2 separate regions of the Homo sapiens genome follow, and region 2 is linked to region 1. The links are chromatin loops, found by intact Hi-C in ENCODE. Cell type or tissue: chondrocyte. All regions are shown on one strand. Links, peaks and the distances in the headings refer to the core of each region. The heading gives the core; the rest is flanking DNA.

Region 1 (7,403 bases), core at 921-5,920:
GAAGCATTTTAGTTCAATATAGTCCAATTTGTCTATTTTTTTGTTGTTGCCCCTTATTGAAAATATCTTTGAGGTCTTATCTAAAATATATTTGCCTATTCTTCTGAAGTGTTTCCCCTATGTTTTCCTGCAGTAGTTTTATAATTTGGGGTCTTATAGTTAAGTATTTAATTCATTTTGAGTTTATTTTTGTATATGGTGAGAGATACAGTCTAGTTTCATTCTTCACTATATGGATAACCAGTTTTCCCAGCACCATTTATTGAACAGCGTGTCCTTTTCCCTATGTCTGTTCTTGGCACCTTTGTCAACCATCAGTTGACTATAAATACATGGATTTATTTGTGGGTTCTCTCTTCTGTTCCATTGGTCTTTGGGTCTATTTTTATGACAGTACCATGCTGTTTTGGTTACGACAGCTTTGTAGTATATTTTGAAGTTTGATTCTTCCACTTTTGTTCTTTCGCTACAGATTGCATTGGCTATTTGGCATTTTTTATGGTTTCCTACAAATTTTAGGATTTTTTTTCCTGTTCATGTAAAAACTGACTGGCATTTCAGTCGGGATTGCATTGAATCTGTAGATTGCATTGAATCTGTAGATTGCTTTGGGAAGTATGTTCATTTTAACAATAGTTCTTCCAGTGCATAAGCATGCAAATATCTTTTTATTTGTTTGTTGTCTTCAATTTCTTTTGTCTGTGTTTTGTAGTTTTCCTTACAGAGGTCTTTCACTTCATGGTTAAATTTATTTCTAGGTTGTTTTTTGTAGCTATTATATTAATAAATGGGATTGTTTTCTTGATTTCTTTTTCAGCTAATTCATTATTGTGGATGTATAGAAATCCTTTTTTTTTCCCTTTTTGAGACAGAGTTTTGCTCTGTCTCCCAGGCTGGAGGAGTGCAATGGCATGATCTCAGCTCTCTGCAGCTTCCACCTCCTGGGTTCAAGCAGTTCTGCCTCAGCCTCCCACGTAGGTGGGACCACAGGTGCCTGCCACCACACCTGGCCAATTTTTGTATTTTTAGTCAAGACAAGGTTTCACCATGTTGGCCAGGCTGGTCTCAAACTCGTGACCTCAAGTGATCCACCCACCTCGGCCTTCCAAACTGCTGGGATTATAGGCGTGAGCCACCGTGCCCAGCGTACTACTTATTTTTGTATATTGATTTTGTATCTTGCAACTTTACTGATTTCATTGATCAGTTCCAAGAATTTCTGGTGGCATCTTTAGGTTTTTAAATATATGTAAGATCATGTCATCTGTAAAGGGACAGTGTGACTTTCTATTATCCAATCTGGATGCCTTTTATTTCTTTCTCTTGCCTGATTGCTCTGGATAGGACTTCCAGTACTATATTGAATAATAGTGGTGAATGTGGGCTTCTTTATCTTGTTCCAGTTCTTAGAGGAAAAGCTTTCGGCTTTTCCCCATTCAGTATGGTGTTAGCTGTACGTTTGTCATATATGGTCTTTATTATGTTATGTTTTTTAATGCCTAATCGTTGAGAGGTTTTTATAATGAAGAGACGTTGAAGTTTATCAGATGTTTCTCTGCATCTATTGAGCTGATCATATGGTTTTTATCCCTCATCCTGTTGATCTGATACATCATGTTTATTGATTTGCTTATGTTGAGCCATCCTTGCACTTTTCAGGAAAAATCTCACTTAATCGTTGTATATTATCTTGTTGTTGTATTATTGGATTTCATTTGCTAGTATTTCATTGAGGGGTTTTGTGTCTATGTTCATGAGGGATATCACCTCTTTTTGTTGTTGTTGTTGTGTCCTTCTCTGGTTTTGGTATCAGGGTAATGCTGGCCTTGTAGAATGGATTAGGAAGAATTAACTTCTCTTCCATTTTTTGGAATAGTTTGAGAAAAACTGAGGTTAGTTATTTGTAATTTTGGTAGGATTCAGCAGTAAAGCCCTTTAGTCTTGGGCTTTTTTTGTTGGGAGACATTTTACTATTGCTTCAATCTCATTACTCGTTATTGGTCTGCTCAGGTTCTTCTGCTCTGTTTCTTCCTGGTTCAGTCTTGGTAGGTTTTCATGTATCCAGGAATTTTTCTGTTTCCTCTAGGTTATCTGATTTGTTAGCATATAGTTGCCTGTAGTAGTCTTTGATGATCTTTAATTTCTTAATTGACCCAATGGGCATTCATGAGCAAGCACATTGTTTAAATTTCCATTTATTTGTGTGGTTTACAAAGTTTTTGTTATTGATTTCTAGTTTTATTCTAGTGTAGTCTGAGAAGATACTTGATATGATTTCAATTTTTAAAAATTAGTTATAACTTGTCTTATGGCCTAACGTATGGTCTCTTCCTGGAGGATGTTCCATGTGCTGATAGGAACAATGTGTATTCTGCAGCTGTTGGATAAAATGTTCAGTTAGTGTCTGGTAGGTCCATTTGGTCTAATATCCAGTTTAAATCCAAAGCTGTTGATTTTCTATCTAGATGAACTGTCTAATGCTGAGAGTGGGATGTTCAAATCCCGTACTATTATTTTATGGGAGTCTACCTTTTTTTGTTGTTGTTTTTTTGAGACAGAGTCTAGTTCCGTCGCCCAGGCTGGAGTGCAGTGGCACAATATTGGCTCACTGCAACCTCTGCCTCCCAGGTTCAAGCAATTCTCCTGCCTCAGCCTCCTGAGTAGCTCGGATTACAGGTGCATGCCACCACGCCCAGCTAATTTTTTTTTCTTTCTTTTTTTTTTTTTGACAGTCTTGCTCTGTCACCCAAGCTGGAGTGCAGTGGTGCGAACCCGGCTCACTTCAGGCTCCGTCTCCCAGGTTCACACCATTCTCCTGCCTCAGCCTCCCGAGTAGGTGGGACTACAGGTGCCTGCCACCATGCCTGGCTAATTTTTTGTATTTTTAGTAGAGACGAGGTTTCACCATGTTAGCCAGGATGGTCTCAATCTCCTGACCTCGTGATCTGCCTGCCTCAGCCTCCCAAAGTGCTGGGATTACAGGCATGAGCCACCGCGCCTGGCCACACCCAGCTAATTTTTGTATTTTTAGTAGAGACAGGGTTTCGTCATGTTGGGAAGGCTGGTCTCGAACTCCTGACCTCAAGTGATCCTCCCGCCTTGGCCTCCCAAAGTGTTGGGATTACAGGCATGAGCCACCATGCCCAGCCCTATCTCTCTTTTTAGATCTAATAATATTTGCTTATATATCTGGGTGCTGCAGTGTTGAGTGCCTATAAATTTAGAACTTTATATCCTCTGGCTGAATTGACCCATTTATCATTATATAATGACCTTCTTTGCTTCTTTTGCAGTTTTTTACTTAATGTCTGTTTTATTTAAGTATGGCTACTCTCACTTGCTTTTGGTTTGTTTGTGTGCAGTATTTTTTTTTCATCTCTTCACTTTCAGTCTATGATTTTATATATAAAGTGAGTTTCTCACAGCCAGTATATAGGTGAGTCATATTTATTTTATCCATTCAACCAGACTGTATCTTTTAAGTGGGGAATTTGACTGTTTACATTCAAGGTTATTATTAATAGGTGAGGATTTATTCCTAATCTGTTAATTTTTTATGGTTGTTTTATATCCTTTTTCTTTCCTCTTATCATTTGGTTTGGTGGTTTTATGTAATGGTTACATCTGAGTCCTTTCTCTTTCCATTTGTGTATCTGCTCTACCAGTGAGCTTCTTATTTTCATTTGTTTAATGATGGTAGATATGTCTTTTACTTCCAGATGTAGGACACCCTTTGCCATTTTTGATCGGGCCACCCTAGTTGTGATACATTTTCTCTGGGAAAAACTTTCTCCTTCATTTTTGAAGGATGGCTTTGCTAGGTACAGTATTCTTGGCTGACAGTGTTTTTTTAGCACTTTGAATATATCATCCCATTCTTTCCTGGCATGGAAGGTTTCTGCCAAGGTATCTGCTACTAGTTCTGATGAGGGTTCCCTTGTATGTGACTTGACGCCTGAGGGTTCCCTTATATGTGACTTGATGCCTTTCTCTTGCTTTTTTTAGAATTCTCTGTCTTTGACTTTTGACAGTTTGACTGTAATGGGCCTTGGAAAACCTTTTTGGATTGAATCTATTTGGGCATCATTGAGCCTTCTGTATCAGGATGTCTATATTGCTTACAAGACTTGGAAAGTTTTCAGTTATTTTGTTAAATAGGTTTTTATGCCTTTGCCCATCTCTTCTCCTAGAATACCCAAAATTTGAATATTTGGTTGCTTTATGATGTCCCATATGTCATCTAAGCTTTTTTCAGTTTTAAAAATTATTATTTTTTACTTTTTCTTCCTGGATTCTTTTAAAAAACCCTGTCCTCAAGTTCAGAAATTCTTTCTTCTGCTTGATCTAGTCTATTGTTGAAGCTCTCAATTGTGTTTTTTATTTCATTCATTGAAATTTGTCAGTTTCAGGACTTCTGTTTGGTTCTTTTTCATGATATCTATCTGCTGAATTTCTCATTCAGATCATGAATTGTTTTTTCTGATTCTTTTGGTTTTTATCCATGTTCTATTGTTTCCCACTGAGCTTCTTTAATATCATTATTTTGAATTCTTTTTCAGGCACTTGATAGATTTCTTGTTTGTTGGAATCTGTTGCTGGAGCATTATTGTATTACTTTGGAGATGTCATGGTTCCATGCTTTTTCGTGTTTCTTTTATCCTTACATTGATATCTGTGTATTTCTTGTTATGGTCATTTTTTCCAATTTTATGGATTTGTTTTCATAAGGAAAACCTTTTTCCTGTAGATGTATTTATAGTGTTGGTTGGGTAGGTTGCTTTGGCTTTGTTATAGGTGGATGCAGTGGTATAATCTCCATATGATTTCTCTGGCTGCAATCAGTGTCAGCAGTGTCTGTGAGTTCCTCAGTGGCTTAGGGCTTGGTTGTTAGTGGAAGCTGTGATGAGGCTTTTCTCATTGTTAGCAGGGCCAACAATGGTGATAGGATGAGGGGTATGCCAGGTAAAGGGGAGATCCATGTGGGAAGGCCCTGAGGGGCAGGGAGAACTTGAGGTGCTTGAAGGACTGGGGCTTCTTGAGCAAGTGGAAGTGGAGTATAACACAAGGTTGTAGAGGTAGGCAAGAGCCTCATTATTGGAGTCTTCTTGGTAATTACCAAGGAGTTTAGATTTTCAGGAGGGCAAAGTGAGACCAAATATCACACCAGGTGCTGAATGGATTAGAGGGTGCTAGAACATACTGGGGAAACCATTAGGAGATTCCTGTAGTGGTCTAGGAAAGAGGGGATTCAGTAATTAAATGAGGACAACTTTAAGAGATTTTTAGGGACTCACCCAGACTAAGTTTGGCCAATGATTGTGTGGAGGGAATACTTAAGATAGTCTAGCTGGCTTTATTTTGATGTCTTCAAGCCATTTTATTTGCCCAATATCTGTTTTTGCTATGACATTTTTTCATAATAATAGCTACCAATACTGAGTGCTTACTTTATATCAGATTATTTATATACGTTATTCCTCATCTTTTTAGCAATCATAAGTTAAGTGTCAGTCCCATTTTAATAAACAAGGAAAAGAGGGCTCAGAGGTTGCCTTAAAGCATAGAACTGGGGCTCACTGTTTATATGTTGACATGGAGTTCCATTCTTCTCATAGAGTACATTTCATCCTATCTTAACTCTCTTGTGTCTCAAACTTGAGCCACCTTCCTTCTCAATCACTGCTATGACTTGAATTATTCATTTCTTTCTCCCAAGGTCAACATCACAGAATTCCAGAGCAAATTATTTTCAGTGAGTTCCTAGCCCATATCATGCTGTATGCACAGAAGAGATGTACCTGTCTACTCTTCCCACCAGTTGTGTTCAGCATATTAGATTTGTCGGAGGCTGGTGATTTGCCAGTATACCATTGCACAGTCACTGAACTCCACCCGCCCCCGACATTTAAACCTTTCAACACATTTGTTATTCTTAACAGTCCTTTCATGTAGGTCTGACAGTTATCTACGAATTGCAAAACATACAGTATCATACTCTGTGCATGTGAGCATATGTTTATGAACGTGTATATAATTAGAATATCTCACGCATGGTGCATGCCCTGGAGCAGAAGCGGCATCCTGCTGGCCTGTCCTCCTCCATGGCCCTCCAGCTTAACCCCTGCCTGGGCATGCTGATGGCCTTGCAGTCGGAGCTCCACAAGCTGTACGACGAGGAGACACAGAGCTGGGTCTCAGGCAGCGCCTGTGGGGGATCTGGGGTGGGGGCAAAAAAAATTTTTTTTTTTTAATTAGAATCTCTCTATAATATGGAGGATGGTGCTGAACACTGTGTATTCACCAAGGCTTAAGGTGACTCTGGTTCAGACCAAAATTTGAGGATCATAGAGGTCATCTACTTTCTGAATCCACATCCTCAGCTTCTTTTATTACCTCTCCTAATGTCTGTGCTTTTCTTGTCAGTTTTACAGATTGCCTCTCCACCTTTGAAAACTGTGTAATTTCTCAGATATTCTTTTCAGTTTAATTCTCCCATTTCTTTTTTAGAAGTTTTAACTTGCCCAGAATAGGAAAATTTATTTGCCTTTGTATTTTCTTTCAGATCTGGAATCAATGTGTGAGACCAAAATATTATCTCTAAAGAAGAGACATTTCAGTCAAGTAATAATTACCCGTGAAGACATGTCTACTTTTATTCAGCCCACATTTCTTATTCCACCTCAAAAAACTATGAGTGAAGAGAAACCATGGGAATGTAAGATATGTGGAAAGACCTTTAATCAAAACTCACAATTTATCCAACATCAGAGAATTCATTTTGGTGAAAAACACTATGAATCTAAGGAGTATGGGAAGTCCTTTAGTCGTGGCTCACTCGTTACTCGACATCAGAGGATTCACACTGGTAAAAAACCCTATGAATGTAAGGAATGTGGCAAGGCTTTTAGTTGTAGTTCATATTTTTCTCAACATCAGAGGATTCACACTGGTGAGAAACCCTATGAATGTAAGGAATGTGGAAAAGCCTTTAAGTATTGCTCAAACCTTAATGATCATCAGAGAATTCACACTGGTGAGAAACCCTATGAATGTAAAGTATGTGGAAAAGCCTTTACTAAAAGTTCACAACTTTTTCTACATCTGAGAATTCATACTGGTGAGAAACCTTATGAATGTAAAGAATGTGGGAAAGCCTTTACTCAACACTCAAGGCTTATTCAGCATCAGAGAATGCATACTGGTGAGAAACCTTATGAATGTAAGCAGTGTGGGAAGGCCTTTAATAGTGCCTCAACACTTACTAACCATCACAGAATTCATGCTGGTGAGAAGCTCTATGAATGTGAAGAATGTAGAAAGGCCTTTATTCAGAGCTCAGAACTTATTCAACATCAGAGAATCCATACAGATGAAAAACCATATGAATGTAATGAATGTGGGAA
Region 2 (5,079 bases), core at 1-5,000, 150 kb after region 1:
AAATTACTAATTGATAAAATGTTGATGGCAATAGTTGTTTTTGTGTATTTTTTGTTTGTTTGTTTTGTTTTGAGACAGAGTCTTGCTCTGTTGCCCAGGCTGGAGTGCAGTGGTGCTATCTTGGCTCACTGCAACCTCTGCCTCCTGGGTTCAAGTGATTCTCCTGCCTCTGCCTCCTGAGTAGCTCAGATTACAGGCATGCACCACCATGCTTGGCTAATTTTTGTATTTTTAGTAGAGACGGGGTTTCACTGTGTTGGTCAGGGTGGTCTCAAACTTTTGACCTCGTGATCCCCCTACCTCGGCCTCCCAAAGTGCTGGGATTACAGGTGTGAGCCACCACGCCTGGCTAGTAATAGTTTTTTTATAATAAATAAGTGTGACTATATTTTTCATGTTTGACTACTGACTTTGTTTTAAGCTTCGCCTTCCCTGTCTATTTCCCTGTCTACTTTAGCCCATAACTGCAAAGGTGGCTAAGAAAGTCCTTGCTGGAAAGAAAGCAAGCAAAACTAAAGTCTGTGCGCACCTTCTCCTTTGGATCCAGTGGGCAATTTATATTAGAAATTCCAAGCCGGGCGTGGTGGCTCACGCCTGTAATGCCAGCACTTTCGGAGGCTGAGGTGGGTGGATCACCTGAGGTTAAGAGTTCAAGACCAGCCTGGCCAACATGTTGAAACCCCATCTCTACTAAAAATACAAAATCAGCCAGACATGGTGGCATATGCCTGTAATCCCAGCTATTCAGGAGGCAAGGCTGGAGAATCGCTTGAACCTGGGAGGCGGATGTTGCAGTGAGCCAGTCAGTGGAGCAGTCAGAACACACACAGTGTTTATCAATTAAGTTTGTAGTCAGAACACACACCATGTTTATCAATTAAGTTTGCTGTCTTATATGGACACAGTTTGTGATGCCCTAAAACAAGTAGTGGTGCCTAAGATAATCATAGGCCACCATAACAGATATAACAACAATGAGAAAGTTGAAATATTGTTGGGATCATCCAAATATGACACAGATACAAAGTGAGCACATGCTGGTGAATAAATGGAGCCAATAGACTTGTTCACTGCATGGTTACGTCAGAGGCGTGTAAACCAGAGCAACTTCTTCTTGAATAGGAGCTGTGTAAAGTAACACTGAAACCTACTGGACTGCATTCCTAGACAGATAAGTCATTCTAAGTCACAAGATGAGATATGAGGTCAGCATAAGATACAGGTCATAAAGACCTTGCTGAGAAAACATCTTGCAGTAAAGAAGTCGGCCAAATCCAAGATGGTGACAAGAGTGACCTCTGGTCGTCCTCACTGCTATACTCCCAGCAGCACCATGACACCCAGCTAAGTTTTTATTTTTTATTTCAGTAGAGTTGGAGTCTTGCTTTGTTACCCAGGCTGGTCTTGAATTCCTGTCTTCAAGCAATCTTCCCACCTTATGAATATAAAGAATGGCCCACCTTGTCCTCTCAAAGTGCTGGGATTACAATCATGAGCCACTGCACCTGGGACTTTCTTTTTCTTTTTTCTTTTTTTTTTTTTTGAGATGGAGTTTTGCTCTTGTTGCCCAGGCTGGAGTGCAATGGCACGATCTTGGCTCACTGCAACCTCCGCCTCCCAGGTTCAAGCGATTCTCTTGACTCAGCCTCCTGAGTAACTGGGATTACAGGCATGCTCCACCATGCCCGACTAATTTTTGTATTATTTAGTAGAGACGGGGTTTCTCCATGTTGGTCAGGCTGGTCTCTGAACTCTGGGCAGGACTAATTTAGATAAGGTAGTCAGGAAAGGCATTTCTTACAAGGTGGTATTTGCATGAATGTAGACATATGGTTGCATTTTATTATATGTAAATTACACTTCAATAAAGTTGATGAAAAAAATCTTACCTCATCGTCTATGCACTTCGGATTGTTGTATTTCATTCTATTTAAATTACACTTGCGTTTAAAAAATTTAACACTTCTCTAAAACATATCTGTTGATTTGTACTTTTACTAATATGCTTATGGATGATTTATATACACACACACACACACACATATCTTTTAAGAAGGTTATTTTAAGGTTAATCAATTGAGGCTTTGTCTCAATTGATTTTTTTTGAGACAGTCTCGTTCTGTCGCCCAGGCTGGAGTGCAGTGGCGTGATCTCGACTCACTGCAAGCTCCACCTCCCAGGTTCACGCCATTCTCCTGCCTCAGCCTCCCTAGTAGCTGTGACTACAGGTGCCCGCCACCACGCCTGGCTAATTTTTTGTATTTGTAGTAGAGACGGAATTTCACCATGTTAGCCAGGATGGTCTCAATCTCCTGACCTCATGACCCGCCCACCTCGGCCTCCCAAAGTGCTGGGATTACAGGCGTGAGCCACCCCGCCCGGCTCAATTGATTCTTTTGTCTCAATTTGTAGTCAGTTGAGGTTTGTCTCAATTTATGGAAACAAATCAAATGTTTGTTCTCAAATTCTTACTCTGTCATTTATTATTCTCCATGTTTTTGTAACTGCTTCCTTGGAGATATTTAAACATAAATATATACAGAGAGGGTGAAGATGGAGGAGTGCTTTTTACAGTTCACAGTTGTCTTTTTCATGTGTGACAGGTTTTTGCTGTGTTGCCCAGGCTGGAGTGCAATGCCACAATCTTGGCTCACTGCAGCCTCAACTTCCCGGGCTCAATCGATCCCCCACCTCAGCCTCCCGAGTAGCAAGGACTACAGGCGCACACCACCACACCTAGCTAATTTTTGTATCTTTTGTAGAGACAGGGTTTCACCATGTTGTCCAGGCTGGTCTTGAACTCTTGGGCTCAATTGGTCCTAGCACCTCAGCCTCCTAGGTGCTGGGATTACAGGTGTGAGCCACTGTGTTCAGCCAATACTCTTAACGTTTTTACTTTTCACTTTTAAAAATTAACTCTTTTTATGAAAAAAGTAGAATTTTTTAAAGAGCAGAGAAAAGCACAATGAAGACAGAAAGATCACCTGTATATTCTTATTGACCAAAGATGATCTATTTGGGGTAAATCCTTTTTTTTTTTTTTGAGACGGGAGTTTTGCTATTGTTGCCCAGGCTGGAGTGCAATGGCACGATCTCGGCTTACCGCAACCTCTGCCTCCCAGGTTTAAACAATTCTCCTGCCTCAGCCTCCTGAGTAGCTGGGATTACAGGCATGCACCACCACGCCCGGCTAATTTTGTATTTTTAATAGAGACAGGGTTTCTCCATGTTGAGGCTGGGCTTGAACTCCAGACCTCAGGTGATCTGACTGCCTCGGCCTCCCAAAGTGCTGGGATTACAGGCAGGATCCACGTGCCCGGCCGGTAAATCCTTTTAATAGAGGAGTTTCAATATTTCTCCTCTGCCATAGTATTAGAAAGAAAAGAATCATTATTGACATCTTTACGACATTGAGTTTTTCTCTTGTACCTGGTGTGTCTTTATTTCAGTAGGTATTCTTTTATGTGCTTTAGTAAGTCTTTATATTTTTAGCATAAAAGTGTACACATTTCTTGTTTTACTTATTTCTAGATACTTAATGGCTTTTGTTTATAATATGATTGGGATATTTTTTCTGTTGTGTAATTGATTACTATTACTATGTACTAAACTGTTGGTTTTTGTCTAAGGATTGTAACATTGATGAACTACTTTAGTAGATGAAATGGTTTCTTCATGAGATTGAATTGTCTAAAGAGATGTTGGTATTATTTGTAAATAAAAGTATTTGCCTATTCCTTTCTATATGCCTTATTTCTTAATTTATACTTGTAGCTTGGATCATATGTGTAATATGAATGTCTACAGCACTAACTAGTTTCCTCACTTGACCCTTTCTTTAAGTGAGGTTTTTTTTTTTTTTGGTGTTTTTTTTTTTTGAGACAGGGTCTCACTCTGTCACCAGGCTTGAGGGCAGTGGCATGATCACTGCTCACTGCAGCCCCAACCTCCCAGGCTCAATCAGTCCTTCCACCTCAGCCTCCCAAGTACCTGGGACTACAGGTGTGCACTGCCATGCCCGGCTCATTTTTGTATTTGCAGAGATGGGGTTTTGCCGTGTTGTCGAGGCCACTGTCGAACTTCTGGGCTCAAGCCATCTGCCGTCCTTGGCCTCCTGAAGTGCTGGGATTACAGGTGTGAGCCATTGTTCCTGGCCAAGGAAATATTTTTAATGTTCGCCATTAAGGATGATTGCTGTACGTTTATGGTTTTGTTAATTAAAACAATTTTTAGCTGGGCATGGTGGCTCACACCTGTAATCCCAGCACTTTGGGAAGCCGAGGTGGGTGGACCATTTGAGATCAGGAGTTCAAGAACAGCCTGGCCACCATGGTGAAACCCCACCTCTACTAAAAATACAAAAATTAGCCAGACATGGTGGTGGGCGCCTGTAATCCCAGCTACTTGGGATGCTGAGGCAGGAGAATCGCTTGAACCCAGGAGGTGGAGGTTGCAGTGAACCAAGATCTCGCCACTGCACTCCAGCCTGGGTGACAGAGCAAGACTGTCTCAAAAAACAAAAACAAATTTTAATAAAGGAACTATGTCAAGCTATAAATAAAACCACTTGGGCCTATATTTAGCCAGAGATTGTATCTTCCACTATTCAAAGACAAGACCTCAAGACTTGTTATATTTTTGTTAAGTTGGTTGAGGTATAATTTACATAGATTACAATTCATACTTTGAAATGAACAACTTGATTAATGTTGATATCGGTATTTGTTTAGCTACCATCACAATCATAGAGGATGTTTCCATCATCCCAAAAAGTCCCCTCATGTCCCTTTGCAGTCGGTCCTTCCCTCCCTGCTTATTCACAGCTTGCTTCAACTGCAGATCTGCTTCTTCTTTTTTTTTTTTTTTTGAGATGGAATTTTGGTCTTGTTGCCCAGGGTAGAGTGCAATGGCGCGAACTTGGCTTACCGCAACCTCCGCCTCCCAGGTTCAAGTGATTCTCCTGCCTCAGCCTCCCAAGTAGCTGGGATTACAGGCATGCGCCACCACACCTGGCTAATTTTGTATTTTTAACAGAGATGGGTTTTCTCCATGTTGGTCAGGCTGGTCTGGAACTCCCAA

Evidence for each region. Hi-C counts contacts between places; a loop is a spot of excess contacts. Peaks named below come from ENCODE experiments on the same cell type or tissue, not always from the same donor. Only the 100,000 strongest peaks of a DNase experiment are listed, where the experiment ranks them.
Region 2: it touches region 1 in a loop (2.2-fold over the local background); 5 of 110 quality-filtered maps call a loop at or near these places.

The regions. Positions count from the first base shown.
Region 1 is chr19:36,891,631-36,899,033 of GRCh38, reverse strand. ZNF829 (zinc finger protein 829) reads left to right here. Exons shown (of 6, transcript NM_001037232.4): 6 at 6,563-7,403. It also overlaps a transcript of ZNF345 not described here. Among named protein-coding and RNA genes, the nearest start is that of ZNF829, 21 kb to the left of the region's middle. RefSeq lists an enhancer at 6,408-7,403. In chondrocyte, for the core only: no CTCF peak of the experiment used is centred there; no DNase peak of the experiment used is centred there.
Region 2 is chr19:36,742,143-36,747,221 of GRCh38, reverse strand. It overlaps ZNF850 (zinc finger protein 850), which reads left to right. Exons shown (of 5, transcript NM_001193552.2): 5 at 1-3,742. Among named protein-coding and RNA genes, the nearest start is that of ZNF850, 28 kb to the left of the region's middle. In chondrocyte, for the core only: no CTCF peak of the experiment used is centred there; no DNase peak of the experiment used is centred there.